Regions from separate parts of the Homo sapiens genome. Here region 2 is linked to region 1. A link is an interaction called in ENCODE POLR2A ChIA-PET data of the cell type or tissue named here. Cell type or tissue: GM12878. All regions are shown on one strand.

The links. Peaks named below come from ENCODE experiments on the same cell type or tissue, not always from the same donor. Only the 100,000 strongest peaks of a DNase experiment are listed, where the experiment ranks them.
Region 2: POLR2A ChIA-PET joins it to region 1 with 7 read pairs; 3 of 35 experiments call an interaction of 5 or more read pairs at or near these places.

The regions. Positions count from the first base shown.
Region 1 is chr1:199,947,265-199,952,264 of GRCh38, forward strand. LOC105371682 (a long non-coding RNA gene) reads right to left here. Exons shown (of 3, transcript XR_922404.1): 3 at 383-420. Among named protein-coding and RNA genes, the nearest start is that of NR5A2, 78 kb to the right of the region's middle. RefSeq lists an enhancer at 1,085-2,284. In GM12878, no CTCF peak of the experiment used is centred here; a DNase peak (open chromatin) is centred at 1,892.
Region 2 is chr1:199,838,583-199,843,582 of GRCh38, forward strand. No RefSeq gene overlaps it. Among named protein-coding and RNA genes, the nearest start is that of NR5A2, 190 kb to the right of the region's middle. In GM12878, no CTCF peak of the experiment used is centred here; no DNase peak of the experiment used is centred here.

The DNA of each region.
Region 1 (5,000 bases):
GCAGTCAGGGAACAGTGGAAGGAGAAGTATAAAATGAAGCAAGAAATAAGTTTGAGTCCAGATTCTTTACCTTGTTATCTGATAAACAGTTATTTAATCTATCTGGACCTCAATTTCCTTACCTATAAAATGTGGGTGATGAGGCCCGGCGCAGTGGCTCACACCTGTAATCCCAGCACTTTGGGAGGGAGGCCGAGGCAGGTGGATCACGAGGTCAGGAGTTCGAGACCAACCTGGTCAATATGGTGAAACCCTGTCTCTACTAAAAAATACAAAAATTAGCCAGATGTGGCAGCACGCACCTGTAGTCCCAGCTACTTGGGTGGCTGAAGCAGGAGAATCACTGGAACCCAGGAGGCAGAGGTTGCAGTGAGCCGAGATCGCACCACTGTACTCCAGCCTGGCAACAAGCACAAGACTCTGTCTCAAAAAAAAAAAAAAAAAGAAAAAAAGTGTGAATGATGACAGCTACTTTCATTTGCTGAAAGATTAAATGAAATGAATATGTAAAAGCACCTAGCTGGGCATCTGACTTACATTTTCTTTTAAAAAAATTTATTTTAAGTTCATGGGTACATGTGCAGGATGTACAGGTTTGTTTGTTACACAAGTAAGCATGCGTCATAAGGTTTTGTTGTACAAATTATTTCATCACTCAGGTATTAAGCCTAGTATCCATTAGTTATTTTCCCTGATCCTCTCCCTCCTCCTACTTTGCACCCTCCGGTAAGCCCCCGCATGTGTTGTTCCCCTCGATGTGTCCATGTGTTCCCATAATTTAGCTTCCACTTATAAATGAGAACATGCGGTATTTGGTTTTCTGTTCCTGCATTAGTTTGCTAAGGATAATGGTCTGTTATTAAAAGATCAAAAAATAATAGATACTGGTGAAGTTGTGGAGAAAAGGGAACACTTTTGCACTGTTGGTGGGAGTATTAGTTCAACCCTTGTGGAAGACAGTGTGGCAATTCCTCAAAGACCTAGAGACAGAAATACCATTCGACACAGCAATCCCATTACTGAGTATACACCCAAAGGAATATAAATCATCTATTATAAAGACACATGCAGGTCAGGCACGGTGGCTCATGCCTGTAATCCCAACACTTTGGGAGGCCAAAGCAGGCAGATCATGAGGTCAGGAGATCCAGACCATCTTGGCTAACCCGGTGAAACCCTGTCTCTACTAAAAATACAAAAAATTACCCAAGCGTGGTGGCACATGCCTGTAGTCCCAGCTACTCAGAAGGCTGAGGCAGGAGAATCACTTGAACCAGGAGGTGGAGGTTGTAGTGAGCCGAGATTGCGTCACTGCACTCCAGCCTTGGTGACAGAGCGAGATGCCATCTCAAAAAAAAAAAAAAAAAAAAAAAGACACATGCACACATAAGTTCATTGCAGCACTATTCACAATAGCAAAGACATGGAATCAACCTAAACGCCCATCAATAATAGACTGAATAAAGAAAATGTGTATATATACACCATGGAATACTATACAGCCATAAAAAGCAGTGAGATCATGTCCTTTGCAGGGACATGGAAGGGGCTGACTTACATTTTCTCTTCATGCAAAACCAATGGGGATTTTTTGTCTTGACAAAGTAATTCTAAAATAGAACAAGTTTGCGGAACGAGCCAGTAAAGAATTTTAAAGAAAAATAATGGAAGACTACCATGGCCCCAATTCTCTAATCCACCCTGCATTCACCTTTTCTGCAATATGACTCCACAGCTCCTTCCATGAGAAGGTGGAGTATATTTCTCAGGCCCTCAGGGCTGAAGTTAGCCATGTGATTTGTTTTGACCAATGAGACATTAGAAAACTTGCTGCAAGCAGAGGCTTCACAAAGTGCTTGTGCATTTGCTTCCTGTTTTGCCTTCTGCACTTCACTGTGTGAACATGTCTGGGCTAGCCCACTAAAGGATGAAACATATAGGACCCAGTCGCACACATCACCCCAGCCCACAGCCAGCAGACCACCAGACATGAAAATGAGTGCAGCTAAAACTATAAAAAGTACTCAGCTTAAATCACAACTACAGATTCATGAGCTAAATAAATGTTTGTTTTAAGCCATACTTCCTTAGTGTGGTTTCCATGAGGAAAATAATTCCTATAGAAAAATCATTTGTGTCTATTTTCTCAATTCTCCCAAGATAGTACATAGTTAATTCATTATATATAATAAATGCCTTACAGCATTAGATTTTAACTATCTCCTGGAACCCTGTTAGCTATTGCATTTTGGGTGGTTGTTATGAAGCATAATTATAGCCAGAGATAACTGATATAATCATACATTAAAATGCTTTATAAAGCCACCATTATTAAAATGATGCATCACCACAATGACAGATAAATAAAAGAAAATTAAATTTTAAAAAAATCTGTGGCTGGATGTGGTGGCTTACATTGGGAGGCCAAAGTAGGAGGATCCCTTGAGGCTCCAAGTTCAAGACCAGCCTGGCAACATAGGAAGATCCCATCTCTACAAAAAATGAAAAAATTAGCTGGGTACGGTGGCATGTGCCTATAGTCCATCATCTCAGGAGGCTGACATGAAGGATCACTTGAGCTCCTTGCAGTGTTTATGCCACTGTACTCCAGCGTGGATGACAGAGCAAGACCCTGTCTCAGAAAAAAAAAAAATATATATATATCTATATATATATATATAAAGAAGAAAGAAAACAGCTCCCCTGTACAGAGACTGGGGGTGAGGCTCAGAACAATGAGAGACCCCCCCCAAAAAATATTTTTTAAACAAGGGGCATTTTAAGTCTTTGGAGGAATGATGGAGCATTCAATAAAATAATAAAGTATTTTGGGACAAGTGGCTACTATATGGAGAACAAAAGCTTCACTACCTGTCATCTTGCCCTCAAATCCATTCCAGATAGTTAAAAATTTAATATTTTCCAAAGAAAGAGCTATATCATTAAAAATACATAAAAATTTATATTTTCTTCAAGTGACAGAGGGCTTTTGAAGCATGATGCCAATAAAAGAAGCCATAATGGAATGATTGATAGATTTAACTATGTAAAATGTTTAAATATCAGTGCATATTAAAGGGCAAACAAAATTTTAATTTTGGCACAACATTTTTATATTTTGCTACAAAATTAAAAGGCAAACAAAAAAATTAAATTTGGGACCAGGCGCAGTGGCTCACACCTGTAATCCCAGCACTTTGGGAGGTCAAGGTGAGTGGACCCCCTGAGGTCAGGAGTTCGAGACCAGCCTGGCCAACATGGTGAAACCCCATCTCTACTAAAAATACAAAATTAGCTGGTGGTGGTCTTAGCTACTTGGGAGGCTGAGGCAGGAGAATCACTTGAACCTGGGAGGCAGAGGTTGCAGTGAGCCAAGATGGCACCAATGCACTCCAGCCTGGGTGACAGAGCAAGACACCATCACAAAAAAAAAAAAAAAAAAGGAATTTGGTAATAGCTATTACCTACATATATGTGTGTGTGTGTGTGTGTGTGTGTGTGTGTGTGTGTGTGTGTGTGTATGTGTGTATGTATATATGTATATATATGTGTGTGGGTATATATATATATATATATATATATACACACATATATATTCATAGCAAATATTTATTGAGCTTCTGCATGCCACAACCGTGTATCTGAAGGTAAAATAGAAAGCAAAAACAGGAGCCGTGGCTCATGCCAGTAATCCCAGCACTTCAGGAGGCTGAGGTGAGTGGATTACTTGAGGTCAGGAGACCAGCCTGGCCAGCATGGTAAAACCCCATCTCTACTAAAAATACAAAATTAGCCGGACATGGTGGTGCGCTCCTGTAATCCTAGCTACTCAAGAGGCTGAGGCAGGAGAATCTCTTGAACCAAGGAGGCGGAGGTTGCAGTGAGTCAAGATCGCACCACTGCCCTCCAGCCTGGGCTGCCCTCCAACCTGGGTGACACAGAGAGACTCCGTCTCAAAAAAAAAAAAAAAAGGCTGGAATATAGCAAGTGACTAAATACAGGAGAGCATTCCAGTAAGAGGAAACTACATGTGCAAAAGCCCAATGGTAGGAGGGAGTTTGATATATTTGAGGGACTGAAATAAGGCCAAAATCACAAAAGCGCTGAAAACAAATATGAGACTGGCTGAAGAGGAAAACAGGGGTCAGAAGTCACAAGCCTGGCCAGGTGCAGTGGCTCACGCCAGTAATTCCAGCACTTTGGGAGGCCAAGGCAGTAGTATCGCTTGAGCCCAAGAGTTCAAGATCAGCCTGGGCAACATGGCAAAACCCTGACACTACCAAAAAATACAGAAATTAGAGAGGCATGGTGGTGAGCACCTGTAGCACCATCTACTTGGGAGGCTGAGGTGGGAGGATGGCTTGAGCCTGAGAGGTGGAGGCTGCAGTGAGCCGAGATCACACCACTGGACTCCAGCCTGGGTAACAAAGACAAACCCTGACTCAAAAAAAAAAAAAAGAAGAAAGGTACTTGAAGGACTTTGATTTGCTGGCTGATATGATCAGATCTGAATTTTGTAAAACCTTTCTGACTGACTCAAGCATCTGCAGTGAGTTTCTGTCTCAGTGCAGGCAAGAGCACTAGGAATTTGGTCTAGTGTGGTGCTAGTGAAGATATTGACAAGTGAATAGATTCAAGAGGAGACACTTTTTTATTTTTATTTTTTGTACAGATGGGGGTCTCACTGGGTTGCTTAGGCTGGTCTCAAACTCCTGGTCTCAAGCGATCTACCCCCTCACGGCCTCCCAAAGTGTTAGGATTACAGGCATGAGCCACCACGCCCCATGGAGAGATAATTTAATGATAAACACACTGGAGCTTGTTAGGATTAGGGAGTGAATGACCAGGCATGGTGGCTCATGCCTATAATCTCAGCACTTTGGGAGGACAAGGTGGGTGGATCACCTGAAGTCAGGAGTTCATCACCCGCCTGGCCAACATGGTGAAACCCCATCTCTACTAAAAACACAAAATTAGCCGGGCATAGTGGTGGCCACCTA
Region 2 (5,000 bases), 110 kb before region 1:
CCATACGAAAAAAGCTTGACATCACTGATCATTAGAGAAATGTAAATCGAAACCACAATGAGATACTATCTTACATCTTCTGAATGGCTATTACCAAAATGTCAAAAAATAACAGATGCTGGGGAGGTTGTGGAGCAAAAGCAACAGTTATACACTGTTGGTGGGTGTGTAAATTAGTTCAACCATTGTGGAAGACAGTGTGGTAATTCCTCAAAGAACTAGAGGGAGAAATACCATTCAACCCAGCAATCTCATCACTGGGTATATACCCAAAAATTATATAAATCTTCCTATTATAAAGATACATGCATGTGTATGCTCATTGCAGCACTATTCACAATAGAATAATCATAAAATCAACCTAAACACATATCAATGATAGACTGAATAAAGAAAATGTAGTAAACACCACAGAATACTATGCAGCCATGAAAAAGAACAAGATCGTGTTTTTTTGCAGGTACATGGATGTAGCTGGAGACCATTATCCTCGGCCAACGAATGCAGGAACAGAAACCCAAATACCACATGTTCTCACTTATCAGTGAGAGCTAAATGATGAGAACTCATGGATACAAACAGCAGAACAACATGCACTGGGGCCTGTCAGAGGGCTGAGGGTGGGAGGAAAGAGAAGATCAGGAAAAATAACGAATGGGTACAAAGCTTAATACCTGGATGATGAAATAATCTGTACAACAAATCCCCTGACACAAGTTTACCTATTTTATAAACCTGCACATGTACCCTTGAACTTAAAAGTTAAACTAATTTAACAAAAAAAAAAAAAGACAAGGGATGTCACTGCAGACCAGACTGTGCAGGCATCAAGAATGAAGGGGAAATCAAGACAAAACAAACAACTCTACATACATAAATTTGATAACTCAAGTGAAAAGAAACAATTTCTCGCCGGGCGCAGTGGCTCACGCCTGTAATCCCAACACTTCGGGAGGCAGAGGTGGGTGGATCACAAGGTCAGGAGTTCAAGACCAGCCTGACCAAAATAGTGAAACCCCGTCTCTACTAAATATACAAAAATTAGCCAGGAGTGGTGGTGTGCGCCTGTAATCCCAGCTACTCAGGAGGCTGAGGGACGAGAATCACTTGAACCTGGGAGGCGGAGGTTGCAATGAGCCGAGATCGCACCATTGCGCTCCAGCTTGAGTGACAGGGCGAGACTCTGTCTCAAATAAATAAATAAATAAATAAATAAATAAATAAATAAATAAATAAATAAAGTTCTACTATTAAGGAAATTTAATTTGTAATTTTAAAACTTCCACAATAGAAATCTCTAGGCTCAGAGGATTTCACTGGAAAGTTCTACCCTCCAAAAAATTAACACCAATTCTACGTAATCCCTTCAGGAAATACAAAAGAGCACTTCTCAAATCATTTTATAGGCAGTACTTGTTTCTAGCTTTTTGCCAGAGTCTGTTTCCCAGTCTTTCAGAATGGCCACCCTACAGGCTGCAGTTACAGTTGTTGTTTTTTTTTTAATTTTAAAAATTACTTTAAAAAATTACTTTATAAAGCTAGCATTACACAGATATTGAAACTAGACAACGACAGTACAATATAGCAGTAAAATTCCTTGGCCAGGTGTGGTGGCTCACATCTGTAATCCCAGCACTTTGGGTGGTCAGGGCAGGTGGATCACTGGAGCTCAAGAGTTTAAGACCAACCTGGGCAACATGGCAAAACCCCACCTCTACCTAAAATACAAAAAAAAAAAAAAAAAAAAAAGAATTAGCCAGGTGTGCTAGTGCACTCCTGTGGTTCCAGCTGCTTGGGAGGCTAAGGTAGGAGGATCACTTGAGCCTGGGAAACAGAGGTTGCCACTGCAACCTCTCGGCTCACTAGCTGAGGCTGCACCACTGCACTCCAACCTGGGTGACAGAGTGAGCAATCTCAAAGAAAAAAAAAAGAAGTAAAATTCCTTAATAAAATATTAGCAAATAGAATCCAGCAATATATAAAAAGAATTATACATCATAACCAAGTAGAATTTATTTCAGGGATGCAAGATTCTGGTCCCATATTCAAAAATTAACATAGGCCTTTATATTATCAGGCTAAAGAAGAAAAATCACGATTATATCAATTGATGAAAAAGCATTTGACATAATTTCATGGATAAAAATTATCAGAAAAGTAAGATGAAAGTGGAACTTTCTGAACTTAGCAAAAAATCTATTTTTAAAATACAATCAATGTTATATTTAATAATAAAGTATTTAGCATTTAGTGGTAAAGACTAAATACTTTACCCCTAGGGTTAGGAACAAGACAAGGATGTCCACACTCACTACCCTTACTCAACATAACACTGGGAATTCTAGCCAGTGTGAGATGGCAAGGGAAATAAAAGGCAAACAAACCGCAAAGGAAGAAATGAAACCACCCCTATTTGCAGATAATGTGATGATCTGCATAGAAAATTTCAAGGAACATACAATGGAATTCCTAAAACTAGTAAGTGAGTTCAGCAAAGTTCCAGCATATAAGATAAATATACAAAAGTCAATAGTATTTCTACATGCCAGCAATGAACACATGGACATCAAAATTAAAAATACAATAACATTTTCATCACTCGAAAATGAAATACTTGGATATAAATGTGACAAAACATGTACAGATCTTGTATTGTGAAAGCTACACAACACTGATGAAAGAAATCAAAGAGGATCTAAATAAATGGAGACACATACTGTGTTCATCAATTTGGAAGAGTCAATATAGAAAATATGTCCATTATCTCAAAATCAACATACAGATATAATGCAATTCCTATAAAAATCCTTGAAAAACATTTGTAGGTATAGAAAATTTATTCCAAAATCTATATTAAAAAAGCAAAAGAACTTGACTATCCAAAACAATTTTGAAAAAGAAGAATTATAGCCACGCGTGGTTGTGCCTCTAGTCCCAGCTGCTCAGGACGCTGAGGTGGGAGGATTGTTTGAGCCCAGGAGTTGAAGGGTACAGTGAGCTATGATTGTACCACTGCACTCGAGCCAGTGTGACAGAGCATAATAATAATAATTTTAAATAAAAGAATACAATAATAATAATTTTAAATAAAAGAATACAAAAAAGAATTAAGTGGGGAAAAAAATCAGTCTACCTGACTTGAAGACTTATTATATAGCTACAATAGTCAAGGCTATGTGGCATCGGTGAAAAGATGAATACAGAAATTAATAAAACAGAAGAGGATATACAGATGGTATATACGTACACTATGTAATTAGACTTTGGGGAAATGCAAATTAAAACCACAGTGAGATATCATTACACTCCTATAAGAATGGCTAAAATTAATATAGTGACATCACTAAATACTAGATGCAGAAAATCTTTATCCGTCCTCCATCACTGGTGAAAATATAAAATAGTACAGACACTTTGAAAAACATATTGACAGTTTCTTAAAAGGCTGAACATAAAACTACAATATGGCACAGGAATTGTACTCATGGGCATTTACCACAGAAAAAATGAATACAAAAAGATTGCTGTTTATATTAGTTTCATTTGTAATAGCAAAAATAAAAGAAAAAATATGTTCTACAACAGGTGAATGGTTAAACAACTGCGGTATTCACGCCAAGGAACACTAGTTGGCAATAAAAATGAATGAAATATTGACAAACTCAACAACCTGAATGAATCTCCAAAGATACTGAATGAATAAAGCCAGTCACAAAATAAAGCCACCTGATTCCATTTATATAATATTCTTAAAATTATAAAAATAGAAAACAGATTAGTAGTTGCCAGGGGTTAAGGAGGGATGGAAGTGAAAGAGCAGTCAGTCTGGCCATAAAAGGACAACATGAGAGGTCCTTGAGGTAATGGAAACTTTGTGGATCTTGACTATCAATGTCAGTATCTTGGTTGTGATAATGTACTGAAGTTTTGCAAAATGTTACACTTTAGGGAAGCTGGGTAAAGAATGCCTGCACTCATTCTGTATTATCTCTTACAAGGGCATATGAAGCTACAATTATCTTAAAATACAAATAAAAGTTTAATGTTAAAAATCCATTTTACCAGCCTGGGCAACATAGGGAGACCCCATCTCTACAAAAATACAAAAAAAATTAGCTGGGCCTGGTGTTACACACCTGTAGTCCCAGCTACTCAGGAGGCTGAGGCAGGAGGATCACTTGAGCCCAGGAGGTTGAGGCTGCAGTGAGCCATGATCATGCCACTGCACTTTAGCCTGGGTGACAGAGTGAACCCTGTCTCAAAAATAAAAAAAAAAAAAAATTCATTTTAGATACACATAATAAGTCAACACCTAGCTCACATTAAATCACAGCAGTTTTTAAACAGAACTAGATAATAACTCAATGACACAGAATTTTATTTGTAGAATTTTATTGAATATCTGGAATGCTTACCATATTTTACCAAGTCTGCTTTTTGTTAGTATAAAAAATATGAGACAAAACAAAAACTGAAGTGCCAATAGCATTAATAAAGAAAAGCTCTCCCAGCTACCATATGATCCAGCAATTTCACTGCTGGGTATATACCAAAAAGAAAATAAATCAGTATATTGAAGAAATATCTGCAACTTCATGTTTGTTGCAGCACTATTCACCAAAGCTAAGATTTGGAAGCAACCTAAGTGTCCATCAACAGATGAATGGATAAAGAAAATGTGGTACATATACACAATGGAGTACTATTCAGCCATGAAAAGAATGAGATCCTGTCATTTGCAACAACATAGATGGAACTGGAGATCATTATATTAAGTGAAATAAGCCAAGCAAAGAAAAACAAACATCACATGTTCTCATTTATTTGTAAAAATCAAAACAATTAAACTCAGCCCAGCGCAGTAGCTCACGCTTGTAATCTCAGCACTTTGGGAAGCCAAGGCAGGTGGATCATTTGAGGTCAGTTTGAGACCAGCCTGACCAACATGATGAAACCCCATCTCTACTAAAAAATAAAAATAAAAACAATAAAAATTAGCC